Linked DNA regions of Homo sapiens: region 2 is linked to region 1. Evidence: chromatin loops called from intact Hi-C (ENCODE). Cell type or tissue: PC-9. All regions are shown on one strand. Links, peaks and the distances in the headings refer to the core of each region. The heading gives the core; the rest is flanking DNA.

Region 1 (9,794 bases), core at 791-8,790:
GAGCACTCCAGCCTGGGCGACAGAGCTCGACTCTGTCTCAAAAAAAATAACAACAACAACAACAAAAAAACTTGCAAAGATTTTTTTTTTCTTAAATAAAAGCTTGCCATGATGTTATAGCCTAGGGTGAGGAGAATCAGACACAAAATTTAAGTGGATGCCAAAAACTTAGCAATTAAGAAAAATAATACAATATTTCAAAAAATCAAAATTAGGCCAGGCGCGGTGGCTCAAGCCTGTAATCCCAGCCTGGCCAACATGGTGAAACCCTGTCTCTACTACAAATACAAAAATTAGATGGGTGTGGTGGCGGGCGCCTGTAATCCTAGCTACTCTGGAGGCTGAGGCATGAGAATCACTTGAACCCCGGAGGCGGAGGTTGCAGTGAGCCGAGATCACACCACTTGCACTCCAGCCTGGGCAATAGAGCGAAACTTAGTCTCAAAAAAAAAAAAAAACAAAAAAAAACAAATGTAGGCTTGGAGCTGCCGGTGGCCATCTAGCTGTCAGAAGGCAAGAAGAGATTTGAAAATAAGGCCCAGGCCAGGCGCGGTGGCTCACACCTGTAATCCCAGCACTTTGAGAGGCCGAGGCCGGCGGATAACCTGAGGTCAGGAGTTCCAGACCAGACTGGCCAACATGGTGAAACCCCGTCTCTACTAAAAATACAAAAATTAGCCAGGCATGGTGGCAGGCACCTGTAATCCCAGCTACTTGGGAGGCTGAGGCTGGAGAATTGCTTGAACCCGGGAGGCAGAGGTTGCAGTGGGCCGAGATCGTGCCAAGAGTGAAACTCCCTCTCAAAAAAAAAAAAAGAAAGAAAGAAAAGAAGGCCATGTCTACAGCCATATCACCCTGAACACACCGGATCTCATCTGAAAATGAAACCAAATAACAACAAGGAGCAATGAAGGGTATAGAAGAGACAGGGGCAGAGTCCCCATGATATGATTCAAACCCCTGGATGGAGCAGCGCCTGAAGTCCTTAGCATATGGGGCAAATCACAAAGTTGGGTGGGGAGGTGATAAAGACTCCAGCAATTATGTGGAACTCTGCACTTTGAGTTGGTGGAACAAGTTATACTGATTTCTCTCCTTACCAAAATGCTACCTGATTAGAACAGCATTCTGAAGTCATTCTTTTTTTTTTGGAGATGGAGTCACCAAGGCTGGAGTGCAGTGGTGCGATCTTGGCTCACCACAACCTCTGCCTCCCCAGTTCAAGCGATTCTCCTGCCTCAGCCTCCCGAGTAGCTGGGATTACAGGCATGCACCACCATGCTCGGCTAATTTTTGGATTTTTAGTAGAGACGGGGTTTCACCATGTTGATCCACCTGCCTTGGCCTTCCAAAGTGCTGGGATTACAGGTGTGAGCCACCGTGCCCGGCTGTGAAGTCATTTTTTTACATGTCTGTTTGTGCTGCCTTCCTACCTACTCATTCTGAAGTGATTATTTTTTTCTTGCCTGGATGGACAAGGAGACTCAATACCCCACTGCACCTGAGTTTTGGAAAACTAGAGTGTGGAAAAAGCAGCAGCAGCTGCAGCAAAAACACTGATGAGAGTCAAACTGAATGATTATATTACACTAATGGTACCAGCTCCCGACAGGTGAATAAAATGTGCCTCATGATAGCAGTCATACAACAAATACCTTACAAGAAACTCACAGAGAAGAGGGGCAGAGCAACTCAGTGGAAAAGCAGGTGTGGTTTCAAAGCCTGGCTCTGCCCCGAGCCATGTGACCTTAGGAAATAGACTGTGTCCCTGAGTTTCAATCTCGTCACCTGTAAATTAGGAGTAACCATACAGATCGCAAGTCAACACCTGCCCTTGCACCGCTGCGGGGCTCAGCGGTCACTGACATGCAGTGAAAAAGTGGAAGTTCTAGCTGGGCGCGGTGGCTTATGTCTGTAATCCCAGTACTCTGGGTGGCTGAGGTGGGCAGATCATGAGGTGAGGAGTTCGAGACCAGCCTGGCCAACATGGTGAAACTTCGTCTCTACTAAAAATACAAAAATTAGCCAGGCATGGTGGCGTGTGCCTGTAATCCTAGCTACTCTGGAGGCTGAGGCAGGAGAATCGCTTGAACCCTGGGAGGTGAAGGCTGCAATGAGCCGAGATCGCGCCATTGCACTCTAGCCTGGGCGACAGAGCAAGACTCTGTCTCAAAAAAAAAAAAAAAAAAAAAAGGAAAGAAAAGTAGAAGTTCCTTTCCCGTCTATCCTGGGTCTTCACTGTCTACGTGCGTCCCCTCACTCCCAGCTGCTTGGGACCACGCTGTGCTTTGGTGTGGGTCAGTACCTGGACCCCTGGCCTGTCCCCTCAAGGTGTGCTTCTTCCTTCCCACAACACCAGGCCAGAGGTACTTGCTTTCCTTTCTCATCTTGGGTCTCTATTTTCCCACACCGTGGTGTGTCCCACACTTTACGGAGTGTTGGGGTGAATACAGAGAATGACAACAGAGAACTTATAGCTGTGGCCTAAACCTCATTGTAATGAGATGGAGAAAATTGTGTTCACTGGAACTCCCTTCAGAGGAAGCATTGTTTATTTATTCAGAAAAAAAAAAATTCTTTGGCCCAGTGCAGTGGCTCATACCTGTAATCCTAGCACTTTGGGAGCCCAAGGCGGGAGGATCTCTTGAACCCAGGAGTTTGAGACCAGCCTGGGAAACATAGCAAGACACGATCTCTACAAAAAATTTAAAAATTAGCCGAGCACGGTGGCACGCACCTGTGGTCCTAGGTACTTGGGTAGCTGAGGTGAGAGGATCACCTGAGCCTGGGAAGCAGAGGCTGCAGTGAGCTGAGACTGCTCCATTGCACTCCAGCCTGGATGACAGAGTGAGACCATGTCTCAAAAAAAAAAAAAAAAAATCCTTGATAAACCCACTTTGGGGAGGAGTTGAGCCCCCCTCCCCCCCAATTATTTAATAATAAATAAATAAATAAATAAATAAAATACCTAGAGAAGGAAAAACTACAACCCAAGGCATGACCTACTGGCACTACTCAAACAGTAGACATAAAGATTTATGGGGAGCAGGGGATCTCTCTTTAGGCCCAAGCTAGTGAACTGAAACAGTGTGACAGCAAATATCATTGAAGGCCAGGCCATTGTAACCACTTGATTCTACCTCCGCTCAGCCAGTCTAGGCCAGAGTGCTTAGGAGCAGAGCAGGGATGTACAGATGTCCCCAGTTCTCCACTCCTCTTGACCAGTAGGAACCCAGTATGGATGAGATGTAATGATTAGGTCCATAATGTTCAAAGTCAGCTTGTGACTTTGAGCAAGGGATTTTTTTTTTTTTTTTTTTTTTGAGGCAGAGTCTCACTTCTCACTCTGTTGCCCAGGCTGGAGTGCAGTGGTGCCATCTCTGATCGCTGGAACCTCTGCTTCCAGGGTTCAAGCAAGTCTCATGCTTCAGCCTCCTGAGTAGCTGGGATTACAGGTGTGTGCCACCATGCCTTGCTAATTTTTGTATTTTTACAGACGGCATTTCACCATGTTGGCCAGGCTGGTCTCGAACTCCTGACCTCAGGTGATCCACCCACCTCAGCCTCCCAAAGTGCTGGGATTACAGGAGTGAGCCACTGCGCCCAGTGCAGGTGACTTTAAGGGCACTTTTGCAAAATGCGAGTGATAATGCATTCTGATGGTTATAGATTAAGGTTAAGTAATTTAGCTGAGCTCAAACAGGCAGTAAATGGTAGAGCTGTGATTGGAACACAGACCATCCAGTGCCATAGTCCAGCCTCTTAGCTACAATGCCCTGCTTAGTTGTGGCTGGTCAGCTCTCTGTGGGTCCAGCAAGGGCTGTCACCCAGGCTGGAGTGCAGTGTTGCAATCTCGGCTCACTGCAAGCTCCGCTTCCCGGGTTCACACCACTCTTCCGCCCCAGCCTCCCAAGTAGCTGGGACTACAGGCGCCCGCCACCACGCCCGGCCAATTTTTTGTATTTTTAGTAGAGACGGGGTTTCACCGTGTTAGCCAGGATGGTCTCGATCTCCTGACCTCGTGATCCGCCCGCCTCGGCCTCCCAAAGTGCTGGGATTACAAGCGTGAGCCACCGCGCCCGGCCAACAGTGCAGTGTCTTAACGGTAGCTCTGCACAAAGTCACAAATTAGTCACAGTAACTTGTTACTTTGTATTCCTCTCACCTGTTTTGTGAGATTCCACAATTTCTCCTGCCTTCAGTTGCATTGCTTGGTGTATGATACATAGTCAATCTTTTTATCCATATCTCAGGAGCAAAATGTAACACAAATTCTACTTGTGGGTATCTTCCTGTATTCGGTTTTACAAAGCACTTGCATGTTGCCTTGTCAGGAAAGAGCAGTTGTTTCTCCAAAGAGAAAAGTTGTTTCACTAATATTAAGCTCATTCCCTATAGCTCAGTGTCCTTGCCTTTCTCTCTACATAATCACTTTTTATCCAAATGCTGAGTCACTATATAATTTTTTGAAGACATTTTAAATAGCCCTCAATTCAGTACACGCAGCACCAACACTGCACCTAACTCAGCTGAAGTTAAGACAATATGAACAGCTATGTTTAATTTATCAAATTTGCAAGCAATGATGATTCCATTAAAATGAAAAAAAATCATGTTTTAGGATTAGTTAAATGTGGTAGCAAATGCTGGTACTGATTAGAATTCTTACAACTGCAAGTGACAGGAAACAGACTAACTTAAGCAAAAGGACTGCATTAAGCCAGGAAATTCCAAAAGTCCCTGTAGTATAACAGTTTCAGGTATGGCTGGATTCAGGACTCCAGAATATAACCAGGACTCAGTTTCCTGCCATTTCTCTTTCTTTTCCGCAGGGTTGGTGTCAGTGGCAGGTTTCACATGCTGGCAAGCTGGAGCCAGCAGCTCCAGCTCCAGCTCTAGCACCCCTGGAGTTTTGAGTCCAGTGAAAAAAACGATGAGAGGCTTTGTCCCAGATATTTTAGCCTGAGTCTCAATGCCTCTCATTGGCTCCAACAGATCACATGCCCAGCCCTGAGCCAATCAACATGGCCACATCCGGGTCAGTTACTACTGCCTCCGCCCCATGCTGTGGAGCCCGGCTGGAAGCCCGGGGGTTGTTGGGTCTTCACCCGGGAAATGGGGAGAGAGACTGCGGGGCAGCTGGCACCACATACGTGCCTTACAGGTGGGGTGTGGGGACTTAGGAGGGCTTAGCACCCAGAGCATTAGCCCAGGGCCTGGCCCCTGGTGGCTTCTCCCGGCCGCTGGCTGCTTGGCAGGGCTGGAGGGGAGGAGACCCACAGTTTCGGGCTTGAGTCACCTCCCTCCTGGCCAGGCTTCGGCGGCACTGACTCAGCGCCTGCGTGAGCTGGATGCTGCCTGGAAAGCTAATCAGCCTCTGAGGCGAGTCATGCCTCCTGTGACGTGGGCTTGTGCTGTGAGTGGGCGGGAATGAATGAAGAAGCGTGGGCTCACCATGGTTCCTAGAGTGTTGATGAAGTGACGGGAGAGGGAGGCGGAAGTCAAGAGCAGCCCTTGGAAAAGGCTGCCAGCCCAGGCTGTGATGCTGTCTGCGGGCCCGTGCAGCCTGGTCCCGGGGTGGGCTCTCTGCACGCGGGCCCGTGCAGCCTGTTCCCGGGATGGGGCACACAGCTGCCACCTCCCCACACCCCAGCACCGGGGAGCGCCCCAGGGCTCCGCTGTGGCCTGCCCTGCGGCTGGCAGGCCATCCTCCGGTTCGTCCCTGTGTTTCAAACCTAAGTTCCATGAGGCAGGACGGGGTTGGTGGGGTCGGGCAGGAGGGCCGGGGATTGGAAGGTTGGCCAGCTCTACCTCCTGCCCTTCCCACCGCACCCCAAACTTAGCCTTGACAAACGGATCTCTGCCCTTCTAGGGGAGAGGAGAGGAGAAGAAATGGTGGTAGAGAAAGAAAGGCAAGGGGAGCTGTGCAGAACCACCCGGAAGCTTGAGAGTTCAACGCGGAGAACCTGCTCTGTGCCAGGCCCCCACCTGGGAGGTGTGGGCAACCTTCCTGCCTTCCGGGTGCTCAGAGTCTAGTCTGGAGACAATAAGAAAAATGGTTAATCACCATGGAATGTGCTAGCGCCTTAGCCCGAAGCAGGGGTCTGGTTATTGAGGTTTGTTGAAGGAAGATGCCTGTAAGGGCTGGGTGCGGTGGCTCACGCCTGTAATCCCAGCACTTTGGGAGACCAAGGTGGGCGGATCACCTGAGGTCAGGTGTTCGAGATCAGCTTGGTCAACATGGTGAAACCCTGCCTCTTCTAAAAATGCAAAAATTAGCCAGGCGTGGCAGTAGGTGCCTGTAATCCCAGCTACTCGGGAGGCTGAGGGAGGAGAAGCACTTGAACCCGGGAGGCAGAGGTTGCAATGAGCTGAGATTGGCCACTGCACTCCAGCCTGGGTGACAAGAGCAAAACTCCCCCTCAAAAAAAGAAAAGAGGGGGAGGGCAGGGGAGAAGGGGGAAGGGGGAAGGAAAGCAGGTATTGAAGGAGAAATTGCTGAGCTGGGCTCAGGTCTAGCCTTGGCCTGGGTTAGAGGAGTGGGCTCCAAGCAGAGTGGCCCCCTTAGAGGCAAAGAGAATGGCCTTGTCTGCCTCCTTTCAGGCTTTGGATGGGGCTGATAGGTGAGGTGGTGGGTGCTTGTCAGCCAAGGGCCCCTCCACATAAGGGGACAGGTGGGGGGCAGCTGCGAGTCTGTAGACCCAAGACTTGCAGCAGCTGGAGGACCGGTGAGCAGCCTGGTAAAGCGACCTGGGGAGGCACCAGCAGCATCTGCTGCAGTATGGCCACACTAGCTGTTTGATGGAGGACAGGGTAGGGAGCAGAGAGTAGGGAGCCGAGGGCAGGGAGCTTCCAGAAGGTCATTCTGCTGCATTGTGAAGAACAGCTGAGGAGGCGGCCAAGAGAAGAAAGGTCCGAGGGGGGCCGGGCGCAGTGGCTCACGCCTGTAATCCCAGCACTTTGGGAGGCCGAGGCGGGTGGATCATGAGGTCAGGAGTTTGAGACCAGCCTGGACAACATGGTGAAACCCCGTCTCTCCTAAAAATATAAAAATTAGCTGGGGCATGGTGGTGCGTGCCTGTAGTCCCAGCTACTCGGGAGGCTGAGGCAGGAGAATTGCTTGAACCCAGGAGGCAGAGGTTGCAGTGAGCCAAGATTGTACCACTGCACTCCCGCCTGCACGACAGCATGAGACTCTGTCTTAAAAAAAAAAAAAAATGGCCCGAGGGGTCGACATGTGCAGAAGTTACAGGAGCACACAGCCCTTTCTGGAAACCCTAAGATGTTTAAGGGTAACACGGGGTATGGGGGGAAGCAGGAGGTGGTGGTGAGAGAAGAGGCCTGACCCTGAAGGGTCACGTGTGCTCAACAAAAACAGGAGTTCTAAAAGAACCGGATTTTCCTTTCACCCCACCTCAGTTTTTTCTGCAAACAGTTGTGCGTGAAATCAGGACCCAGATGCTGCAGAACTGAAGTGGGAAGGGACTGACCACCACTGGGCAAAAGGCCGAAGAGGGTAGGCCACAGAGGGGCTGTCTCTAAGGGCTAAAAATACAAGGGTTGAGACCAACTGAAGTGTGGCGATTTCCTTGACGTTGGCATTTTGGTTTTGTTTTCCTTTTTTTAAGATAAGAGTTATATAGTAACTCAGAGCTCAGTAACATCAGCATTTTGGAAGTAGGATAGGAAGAAAGTCTCATCACAAGGGAGCCCTGTGGAGAGGAATGAGCACAGAATTTGGAGTCAGAAGAGTGGAAGGCCTGGGCTTGGGGCCTGGCTGCACCGTGCCGGCTGGATTGTTCTGGGAAAGCTGCCCAACTCTCTGCTCCGCAGTCCCCACATCTGTCACTAGGGATCATATCTGCCTCACAGGATCAGCTGAGATAAGGCACGTGTGTAAAAGGCTGTACAAATGTTAGTTACTATAAGGTTGTCTCAAAAAAATAAAACCCACGGCAAAGAGTATCCCAAGGCAGGCTCATTTTACTCCAATTACCATTTGGCACCGAGCAGATCAGGGGACTTACTGCATGACACAGCAAGTCAGTGGAAGAGCCAAGGAGTGCACTCATCCAAGTTACTGATTCCGATGTCAGCAAAACCTGCTGAAACCCATCTTCACACTGCAGTTCAGAGGGTGTCCCCAGGAAGCACCTCTCTGCAAAGCATGTTCAACGTAGTTCCCAGTGGCCTGCCAAATGGTCAGCAGCAAGGTGTAACTGGATGTCGCTTCCAGGAAGCAGAGTGAAAAGAGACAAGGAGTAGGAAACTAATGTCCAGAGTCGGCCATTTGCCCCAGGGACCGGAGTGGAGACTGCATTTCTAAGTGCTTCCTCTGTCCACAGCCCTCCTCCCCCATACCTTTTAAAAACAGATTTGCTGGCTGGGTACGGTGGCTCATGCCTGTAATCCCAGCACTTTGGGAGGCTGAGGCAGGTGAATTGCCTGAGCTCAGGAGTTCGAGACCAACCTGGACAAAACCCTATCTCTAGCAAAAAATACAAAAAGTTAGCCGGGCCTTGTGGTGCATACCTGTGGTTCCAGCCACTGGGAAGGCTGAAGTGGGAGGATCACTTGAGCCTGGGAGGTGGAGGTTGGAATGAGCTGAGATTGCGCCACTGCACTCCAACCTGAGTGACAGAGTGAGACCCCATCTCACAAAAACAAAACACAGATTTGTTGGCTGGGCATAGTGGCACATGCCTGTAATCCCAGCACTTTGGGAGGCCGAAGCGGAAGGATCACTGGAGTCCGGGAGTTTGAGACCAGCCCAAGCTGTGCAGCCCAGGCAACACAGCAAGACTTTGTGTTTCTTTTACAAAAAAAAAATTAGCCAGGTTTGGTAGTGTACACCTGTAGTCCTAGCTACTCTGGAGGCTGGGGTGGGTGGATCTCTTGCTTCCAAGAGTTCAAGGCTGCAGTGAGCTGATTATACCACTGTACTGTGGCCTGGGAAACAGAGTGAGACCCTGTCTCAAAAAAAAAAAAAACACCCAAAAGACAAAACACCACATTTGTTGAAATATAATTCACATACAATAAAAATACATCGTTTTAAAATGGACAATTCATGGTGATGTGCACCCGTAGTCCCAGCTACTTGGAAGGCTGAGATGAGAGGATCGCTGTGAGTCAATGAAACCTCTTTCCTTTATAAATTACCCAGTCTCAGGTATTTCTTCATAACAGAATGAGAATGGACTAATACATCCTCCCACCTCATCCTCCTAAAGTGTTGGGATTACAGGCGTGAGCCACCGCACCCAGCTGTTTACACTCTCTTGATGGTGTCCTTTAAAGCACACAAGTTGGTAGGAAGCAGTAGCTCATGCCTGTAATCCCAGCACTTTGGGAGGCCCAGGTGGGAGGATTGCTTGAGGCCAGATTGGGCAACATAGCAAGACCTCCATCTCTACAAAATTTTAAAAATTAGCTGGGTGTGGTGGTGCATGCCTGTAGTCCCAGGTACTCAGGAAGTCAAGGCTGAAGGATCACTGCAGCCTTGAGTCCGGCAGGTTGAAACTGCAGTGAGTTGTGATCGCACCACTGCACCCTAGTCTGACCAAAAGAATGAGACCCTGTCTCAGAAAAAAAAAAAAGAAAAAAAGGGGAAAAAACCCATAAAATTTTAAAATCATTATTAAGTCTAATTTATCTATTATTTTTTCTACTCTTGCTTGTGCTTTTGGTGTCAATCTAAGAAGTCTTTGCCTTACCCAAGGTTTACTGCTGCACTTTCTTCTAAGAGTTTTATAGTTTTCGTTCTTACAATTAGGTCTGTGATCCATTTTGAG
Region 2 (9,794 bases), core at 934-8,933, 60 kb after region 1:
CTAACATCAGGTGATCCTGCCTCAGCCTCCCAAAGTGCTGGGATTACAGGCCTGAGCAACTGTGCCTGGACTTAAAATATTGTATTCCTTTTGTCACTTTTCTGACCTTTTGTAATTGCCCAATGGGTGCTTCCCGTCTGCTGCACAGACCAAATTAATTTTTTTGAACTGTGGTATTGCAGTAAAGCAAGAGTTTAATTAACACAAGGCTGGTTATACAGGAGAACTGGGGTTATCACTCAAATCAGTCTCCCTGAAGGATCAGTGGTTCAGATTTTTCAAGGATAGTTTGGCTGGCAGGGACTAGGGAATGGGTGCTGCTGACTGGTTAGGGATGCAATTGTAGGGGCGTGGAAAATGGTCCTTGTGCACTGAGTCCACCTCTTGGTAGGGCCACAGTCATGGTCATGGGTCACGAGTCTGAAAAACATCTCAAAAGGCCAATCTTAGGTTCTACAAGAGTGATGTTATCTATAGGAGCAACTGGGGAAGTCACAAATCTTATGGCCTCTGGCCTCATGACTCCTGAGCAGTAAGGGATTACAGAAACTACACCTGCATTTTGACAGAATTCAGCTTCCCCTCATAATCCTAATCTTTTGGCTTTTCACTAGTCTTACAAAGGTGGTTTCAGCTCTCAAATTAAAAGGGACTGTTATCATCCTTGCTTCAAAGTTAAACTATAAACTGAATTCCTCTCATGGTTAGCTTGGCCTATGCCCAGAAATGAGCAAAGAGAGCCAACCTGTGAGGCTGGAGGCTAGATGGAGTCACCCATGTTAGATTTCTCTCATTGGAATTATCTTTGCATAGGCAGTTTCACTTTACCCATTGCCATCAGGTTACATTGTCAAAGACCCATTCTAGCCCTAAAATCTGCAATAACATGGACTTTTCTCATTTTTTGAGACAGAGTCTTGCTCTGTCACCCAGGCTGGAGTGCAGTGGCGCGATCTTGGCTCACTGCAAGCTCTGCATCCCGGGTTCACACCATTCTCCTGCCTCAGCCTCCTAAGTAGCTGGGACTACAGGCACCCATCACCACGCCCGGCTAATTTTTTGTATTTTTAGTAGAGACGGGGTTTCACCGTGTTAGTCAGGATGGTCTCGAGCTCCTGACCTTGTTATCTGCCTGCCTCGGCCTCCCAAAGTGCTGGGATTACAGGCGTGAGCCACCACGCCCGGCCAATAATATGGACTCTCATATCCAGGATAACTCCCTTGTGTCTTTCTTGAAGCCCATGGGAATGAATGCAATGGCCCAACCAAGAGAAGAAGAAGAAAGAAGATGAAAGAAGATGAAAGAAGAAGAAGAAGAATAGGAAGAAGAGGAAGAGGAAGAGGAGGAAGAAGGGTGAGGAGGAGGAGAAAAGAAAGAAGAGGAAGAAAGCTAAGGATAGAATCTTAGAAACCTTCACTGTTCAGGGCTGGCTGGGGAAGAGGAATCAGCAGAGGAGCTTGTGTTGGATCATCCAGAGAGGCAGGAGGGAAGCCAGGGGAGCGGTGGCATCCTGGAAGCTGATGGAAAACATGGTTTCCACGAGCAAGTGACCCAGCGGGTCAAATGCTGCAAAAAGGTCAGGATGAGGCCTGGCAAGGATCTGTGGTGGATGAATAGTGTCCTCCCAAAAGATACGTCCAAGTCTTGACCCTGACACCTGTGACCGTGACCTTATTTGGAAATTGAGTCTTTGTAGATATAATTAAGTTAAAGGTCTTGCGTTGAGGTCATATAGGTCCATCCTAAATCCTATAGCTGATGTCCTTGGATTTTTTTTTTTTTTTTTTTTTTTGAGATGGAGTCTTGCTCTGTCGCCCAGGCTGGAGTACAGTGGCACAATCTTGGCTCACTGTAACTGCCGCCTCCAGGATTCCAGAGATTCTCCCGCCTCAGCTTTTTTTTTTTTTTTAATATTTATTTATTTGTAGTTTGGTGGGGGTTTTTGTTTGTTTGTTTGGGTTTTTTGTTTGTTTGTTTGTTTAATAGCTCTGCTGGAACCAATATACATCTTTTCTTAAAGCAACATTCCTTTAGTTACTGCCATAGCGCTCCTCCTCTTGATAGTCAAGCTTCCTGGAAAAGTTGCTCCTACTGGTTTAGAACCCACCAAAGTCAACCAATGACCTCTTTATTTCTAAATCCAATGTGCCCTGTATTAGTTTCCTAGGCTGCCATAACAAAATACCACAAACTTGGCAGGTTAGAAACTGTGAAATAATGTATTATCTCATAGTTCTGGAGGCCAGAAATCCAAAATCAAGTTCTCAGGTAAGTTGGTCCCTTCTGGAGGCTCTGAGGCCCACACAGGCACCACTCCAGTCTCTGCCTCAGTCTTCACCTGGCTCGCTTTCTATGTCTCTGTGTCTCAAATCTCCTTCTCCTTTAATAAAAATTGAAAGACAGCAGGGCACGGTGGCTCATGCTTGTAATCCCAGCACTCTGGGAAGCCGAGGCCAATGGATTGCTTGAGCCCAGGAGTTTGAGACCAGCCTGGCCAACATGGTGAAACCCTGTGTCTACTAAAAATACAAAAATTAGCCGGGCCTGGTGGCAGGTGCCTGTGGTCCCAGCTACTCGGGAGGTTTAGGTGGGAGGATCGCCTGAGCCTGGGAGGTCAAGGCTGCAGTGAGCCATGATCACGCCCCTGCACTCCAGCCTGGGTGACAGAGTGAGACTCCGTCTCAAAAAAAAAAAAAAAACCCAAAAAACAAAAAAACCAACCAGACCAAAACAAACAAACAAAAACAAGCAAGCAAACAAACAAAAAGCACACTGCTAATGAAAAAAGGGTTCTTATGTTGATAGGCTTGAAAGGATAGGATTCACAGATTCACAGGATGTCAGGGCTGGTAGGAACCTTAAACACTGCCAAGTCATAAGCACAGGGCCTGGGGAGAATGAGCTAGTGCATGATATTATCGTGCTTTCCTCTTTTGCACTCCCTTTTGTGTGACCTCCTTCCCCTTCTGCCAGAGGCATCTGTTTGCCTCAGAGACGATTAGGATTGCAAAGAGAAATAGAAAGCCAATACGCAGCTGTGGACATCCAAAAAAATATTCCTCTGTGTAAGGCAAAGTAATAGCTTTGAAAGCCAGTCTTTGCCAAGAGAGAAAAGGATTTTCTAAACAATTTAGGCACGTGTTAACATATCAAGAGCTAGGCCTGTTGGACTAGATCACTGAGTTTTGCTGTGTGTGCCTGGGGTGGAAGGAATCCAGATGTGATGCAGTGGCTGTGGCCCCAGGATGGCTGCAAAAGGAAGCAGAGGCAAGGGACACAGGCCGTCCTACTACTGCTTCTTAAGCTCCTCCTCCAGGCCAGAGGCAGGGGTTGAGGGAGGTGCGTGTTGGAAGGGTTGAGGGACAGCTAAAGGCACAGGATCCTCAGCCCTCTGTCTTTTTTTTTTTTTTTTTTTTTTTTTGGAGATGGAGTCTTGCTCTGTCACCAGGCTGGAGTGCAGTGGCATGATCTTGGCTCACTGCAACCTCCGACTCCTTGGTTCAATCAATTCTCCTGCCTCAACCTCCCAAGTAGCTGGGATTACAGGCACCCGCCACCACACCCAGTAATTTTTTGTATTTTTAGTAGAGACGGGGTTTCACCATGTTGTCCAGGATGGTCTCCATCTCCTGACTTTGTGATCTGTCTGCCTCGGCTGCCCAAAGTGCCAGAATTACAGGCGTGAGCCATCGCGCCCAGCCTCCTCTGTTTTATTTGGAGCCCTAGGAAGTATCCCATAGTGGTCTGGACACTGTGTCCAGCAATCAAGAGGACAGGAAGTAACAATGAGCTGGGAAATGACTGCACAGGTGAGCCTGGGCCCCACACTTGGCTCCCCACGGCCACAGGGCATCCTGAAATCCCTCCAGGATCTGACCAGGGGACTTGCAAGAGCTGAAGGGCCTTGAGATTCCCAGAGTGTCAGGGCAGGAAAAAGAGACCAGTATATGTGCAGACCTCACAACAGGAACTCAGCCATGAGGACTCACCGGGCAGGGAGTGTCAGCAGGGCACTCCAAAAGGCCCACATGGGGGCTGGGCACAGTGGCTCACGCCTGTAATGCCAGCACTTTAGGAGGCTGAGGCAGAAGGATCGCTTGAGCTCAGGAGTTCAAGACCAGCCTGGACAACATAGTGAGAGCCAACCCCTACAAACAAATTTTTTTTTTTTTTTTTAGACAGAGTTTTGCTCTTATTGCCCAGGCTGGAGTGTAATGGGGCAATCTTGGCTCACTGTAACCTTCGCCTTCTGGGTTCAAGCAATTCTCCTGCCTCAGCCTCCTGGGTAGCTAGGATTACAGGCATGCGCCACCACGCCCGGCTAATTTTTTATTTTTAGTAGAGATGGGGTTTCACCAGATTAGCCAGGCTAGTCTTGAACTGCTGACCTCAGGTGATCCACCCACCTCGGCCTCCCAAAGTGCTGGGATTACAGGCATGAGCCACCACACCCAGCCTCCAAAAAAAATTTTTTTTAATTAGCTGAATGTGAAAAAAAAATTAGCTGAATGTGGTGGCGTGTGGCGTGTGGCTGTGGTCCCAGCTACTTGGGAGGCTGAGGCAGGAGGATCACTTGAACCCAGGATACTGAGGTCACAGTGAGCTATGATCGTACTACTGCACTGTAGCCTGGGTGACAGAGCGAGACTCCATCTCAAACAAAACAGAACAAAAAAACCAAGTATTTACAGAGACATGAGTCATCGAGAGGCTATCTAAACCGAGATAAGCTGCAGTGCAGTGATGACAGTTTCTTTCCACTTCCCCGGAGGGGCTCATGGCTCAGCAGATCAGCTGCAGGAAAGAGAGAAACATCGTCTCTCCGTGCGCCTTTCCTTGTATATTAATCTGCGATCCTGCTACACATGCCACTGTCAGTCAGGCCATGCTACGAAGCCTGGGGAGAACAGGGCAAGATTTCCGAGGCCTGGCCGGAGGCAACAGGCACATAGAAAAGGGGTATGGGGTCCGGAAGGTGCAGAGTAAATGTGTGCGTGGGGCAAGATTCCCCCAGGGATGGCTACAGGCACAGTTGCCTCTAGGATGGGATGTAGAGAAATCAAATTCAAGGGTACAAGTAAATATCTTTATATACCCTGGGGGCGACAGAAGGAAGCTTTTTGTGGGAGAACCCAGAAAAGAGAGCTCAGAAGGAGAAAAGTCTCCTAAGCTGCTGGGTAGAGACGGGCTGTTTGAGGTTTTTTTTTTTTTTTTTGAGACAAAGTCTTGCTCTATCACCCAGGCTGGAGTGCAGTGGCACGATCTCTGCTCACTGCAATCTCTGCCTCCCAGGTTCAAGTGATTCTCTTGCCTCAGCCTCCCGAGTAGCTACAGTTACAGGAGTTGGCCGCCATACTCGGGTAATTTTTTTGTACTTTTAGTAGAGATGGGATTTCATCACATTAGCCAGGCTGGTCTCGAACTCCTGACCTCAAGTGATCCTTACACCCCGGCCTCCCAAAGTGTGAGAATTACAGGTATGAGCCACTGCGCCTGGCCTGGGCTGGTTGAGTTTAATACAAAAGTCAAGGATCCTTCTCCTCGGTTCACTTAGTCCTCCCCACGGCCCTCGGCGTTTGGCATTCTCTCTTTTTTTCTTTTTCTTTTTTTTTTTTTTTTTGAGACAGGGTCTTGCTCTGTTGCCCAGGCTGGATTGGAGTACAGTTCGTCATCATGGCTTACTACCTCCCCGGCTCAAGTGATCCTCCCACCTCGGCCTCCTGAGTAGCCAGGACCACAGGCATGTGCCACCATGTCTGGCTAATTTTGTTTATTTTTTTGTAGAGATGTGGTCTTGCCATGTTGCCCAGGCTGTCCTCGAACTCCTGGGCTCAAGGAGTTCCACCCACCTCAGTCTCCCAAAGTGCTGGGATTATAGGCGTGAGCCACCACCCCTGGCAGTCCTCAGCATTCTTCAAACAAAACTAGGGCTGGGCATGGTGGCTCATGCCTGTAATCCCAGCTCTTTGGGAGGCTGAGGTGGGAGGATCTCTTGAGCCCAGGAGTTCAAGACTAGCCTCGGCAACATAGTGAGACCCTGTCTTTACAAGAACAAAACACAAAACAACAGAGTCGCTGTTTTCCCTCAATTCTATAGCAAGGACGAAATCAGGGAGTCCACAGGGCGCATGGATTTGAACCTGGGTCTATCTGGCTCCGCACTATGCTTTCCCTGCTATATCCCACTACCTGATTGAAGGAGAGAGATGGGACTTCTGAGGACAAGGGAACCTTCAGGTGAGGCTGGAGGTCAAGTCCCTAAAGACTTCCTTGCTTAGGGGGAGATTTAATGATTGGCCGCCATCATCTCAAGAGAAGAGACGATCCCTCTCCTGCCTGGTTTGCTTGACCGAACAACCTCACTGTGGAAGGTAGTGGTGAAGGGACACCACCTTGAGATGAGGTGGACCTGGGTTCATATTCCTGCACTGAGATCTTAGGCAAAACACTTAAGCTTGTGGAGCCTTAGATTTCATTCTTATAAAAATGGGATAACAATTTCCACCTTACTAAGCCGTGAAAAGCATTACATGAAGGGGAATGTAAATTGTGTGCCTACCACAGAGCCCGATACAGAGAACAGGTGAAAAGAACTGAATTTAACTCTACCTACCCATCTGTCATCCCTCCTGCAGCTCTATTCCGATCGGCATTTTCTTTTTCTTTTTCTTTTTTTTTGAGATGGAGTCTTGCTCTTGTCGCGCAGACTGGAGTCAATGGCGCGATCTCGGCTCACTGCAACCTCTGCCTCCCAGGTTCAAGTGATTCTCCTGCCTCAGCCTCTTAAGTAGCTGGGATTACAGGCACCTGCCAAAGCCCAGCTAATTTCTGTATTTTTAGTAGAGACAGGGTTTTACCATGCTGGCCAGGCTGGTCTCAAACTCCTGACCTCAGGTGATCCGCCCGCCTCGGCCTCCCAAAGTGCTGGGATTACAGGCGTGAGCCACCAAGCCCCACCTCAATCAGCATTTTCAAGGTTAAATGCCCTGGAAGAAGCCAGGCGAAGTAACTTAAAACCTGAGCAGGTTTAAGAGTCTTGCTCAAGCAAGCTCACTGGGCCCTTGAACTTTGGTGTTTTTTTTTTTTTTTTTTTTTTTTTGTACAGACATGGCCTTATTATGTTGCTCAGGCTGGTCTTGAACTCCTGGCCTCAAGCGATCCTCCCACCTCTGCCTCTTGAAATTCTGGAATGACAGGCATGAGCCACCGCACCTGGCCAGAACTTTGGCATTCTTAAACAAAAATCTAGAAAAGCTTTTCTTGTAAAGGAAACAGAGCAGTCTCCATGGGGGCTTAGCCTGCCCGGCACCTCTGGGGAGTATCAGAAAAGGCAGCCCAAGTTGGTATGGCCCATGACATCAGTGTTATAGTCCAGACACTGGGTGCATTCTGTCCACCCACCACGGGACAGGGCTCGGCCAGGTCCGCACCTGTCGGGGGTACGTGCTCTCTCAGTGATGGCTGGCCACTGACAGAAACAGTGCACTGACCTCAGTAAAAGAATGCCAAAGTCTGTCTTTCTTTCTCAAGTAATGTGGAGGAAAAGGAGCTCCTGCCAGGTGCAGAAGAAAGAAGAAAACCCGTTCTTGGCAGCAGGGGGATCAGGTTGCCACAGCAACGAGCTTCTTCCAAGTCCACTCATTATGTGGCTTTTGAATTAGACTTCCTTCTGTACATCTCACTGCACTGATTCCCTCGTCTTCGGCCGGCTCATTTCCCGAGCTTCTCCTGGGGAAATCAACACAGAGGGGAGTCTGACCTCTCCTTTCAAGGCTTGGTCCTGCTTGTCCCTGGGATGACACAATATTTACTTGTTGGTTTACACTTGGAAGAACCTGATCGCCGTGCAGAATGAAGAGCCCCTCCTCCTCTGTGGGTGGGAGCGTTGACTGGTACAACTTCTTTGAGCAGCAATTTGGCCCAATACAAGTGCATACCCTTTGATCTCACGGTTCTGGGGCTTAACCCCGGCATGACAGCATTTTTGTATAATAACAGCAAAAAGCTGGAAACGACCTTCACATCACTGATGGGAGATGGGTTAAATATCAGCTAAGCCACCAGACAGCTGAAGGAATAATGAGCTAGAGCTTATGTACCCATATGGAAAGATGTACTGTTAAGTTAAAAAAAGCAAGTTGTTCAAACTCATAGAAACAGAAAGGGGAAGGGTGGTTGCCAGGGGCTCGGGGCAGGGAGGAATGGGGTTGTTTAATGGGTATAGAGTTTCAGCTTTGCAAGATGAAAAAATTCTGGAAATTGGTTGTACAACAATGTGACTATAACTACTGAATTCTAAACTTAAAAATGATTAAGGCCAGATGCAGTGGCTCACGCCTGTAATCCCAGCACTTTGGGAGGCTGAGGCGGGAGGATCACGAGGTCAGGAGATCAAGACCATCCTGGCCAACATGGTGAAACCCCTTCTCTACTAAAAATACAAAAATTGGCTGGGTGTGATGGCGGGCACCTGTAGTCCCAGCTACTTGGGAGGCTGAGGCAGGAGAATCGTTTGAACCCGGGAGGTGGAGGTGGAGGTTGCAGTGAGCCGAGATCGCACTACTGCACTCTAGCCTGGGACAGAGCGGGACTCTGTATCAAAAAAAAAAAAAAAATTAAGATGGTAACTTTTATGTTGTATGTTCTTTACCACATAAAAAAAGTCAAGTTGCAGAATGGAATTATACTTATTGCATTTGTGTGTGTGTGTTTTTTAAAAAGGGCTAAAACAAGTTTGTGAGGAGACAAAATAAGCTGTTGTCAGTGCTTACCTTTGCAGTTGAGGGGCATTAAAGGGGGAAAATATGTTACTTTTCATTTTTTTCCCTTCTAAGGAGCTTTTTTTTTTTTTTTTTTTGGATACAGAGTTTCACTCTTTCGCCTAGGCTGGAGTGCAGTGGCAGGATCTCGGCTCACTGTAACCTCTGCTTCCTGGGTTCAGGCAATTCTTGTGACTCAGCTCTCCAGTAGCTGGGACTACAGGCGCCGGCCACCACACCCGGCTAATTTTTGTATTTTTAGTAGAGACGGGGGTCTCACAATGTTGGCCAGGCTGGTCTTCAACTCCTGGCCTCAAGTGATCCGCCCGTCTAGGCCTCCCAAAGTATGGAGAGCTTTTTAAAAATATATAATTAATTTTGACAAGCCAATAAAGATAAGGAGATGAAATTACTATGCCTGATCTATAGAAAGTCAGCATTAATTCAGCAGATATTTACTGAGTATTAACTTACTATGTACGAGGCACAGTGCTAAGGACTGCAGATACAAGGGCAAGAGAGGCAGGATGGTTCTCTCCCTCCCAGATCTCACATTTTATGGGAAGACAGTCATTAAACTGGCGGACAGACAAATGAGCAATATGTACAGCTGGTGGTAAGAGCCCTGAAGGAAAGACACAGGTCTGCGACAGAAAACACTGGTAGGAGCTGGGCGCGATGGCTCACGCCTGTAATCCCAGCACTTTGGGAGTCCAAGGCAGGCGGATCACCTGAGGTCGGGAGTTCGACACCAGCCTGACCAACATGGAGAAACCCCATCTCTACTATAAATACAAAATTAGCCAGACATGGTGGCGCATGCCTGTAATCCCAGCTACTCAGGAGGCTGAGGCAGGAGAACCACTTGAATCTGCAAGGTGGAGGTTGCGGTGAGCCGAGGTTGCACCATTGTACTCCAGCCTGGGCAACAAAAGCAAAACTCCATCTAAAAAAAAAAAGAAAAGGAAACAAAATTTCAGGACCCTCTAAATTTATTTTGCCAAGGGAGAAGCCCTGGAGACTGAGTCACATAG

What was found. Hi-C counts contacts between places; a loop is a spot of excess contacts. Peaks named below come from ENCODE experiments on the same cell type or tissue, not always from the same donor. Only the 100,000 strongest peaks of a DNase experiment are listed, where the experiment ranks them.
Region 2: it touches region 1 in a loop (4-fold over the local background); 6 of 110 quality-filtered maps call a loop at or near these places.

What each region holds. Positions count from the first base shown.
Region 1 is chr22:40,646,807-40,656,600 of GRCh38, forward strand. It overlaps LOC124905122 (a long non-coding RNA gene), which reads left to right and starts at 5,042. Exons shown (of 2, transcript XR_007068108.1): 1 at 5,042-5,164; 2 at 5,873-7,965. RefSeq lists enhancers at 4,813-6,012, 5,494-5,593 and a cis regulatory region at 7,776-8,150. In PC-9, for the core only: no CTCF peak of the experiment used is centred there; DNase peaks (open chromatin) are centred at 5,015, 5,385 and 6,065; H3K4me3 peaks cover 2,320 bases; H3K27ac peaks cover 2,900 bases.
Region 2 is chr22:40,707,006-40,716,799 of GRCh38, forward strand. No RefSeq gene overlaps it. Among named protein-coding and RNA genes, the nearest start is that of MCHR1, 32 kb to the left of the region's middle. RefSeq lists enhancers at 4,600-4,894, 4,918-5,434, 6,398-7,273, 7,274-8,148 and silencers at 4,708-4,827, 8,970-9,136. In PC-9, for the core only: no CTCF peak of the experiment used is centred there; DNase peaks (open chromatin) are centred at 4,736, 7,026 and 7,696; H3K27ac peaks cover 1,980 bases.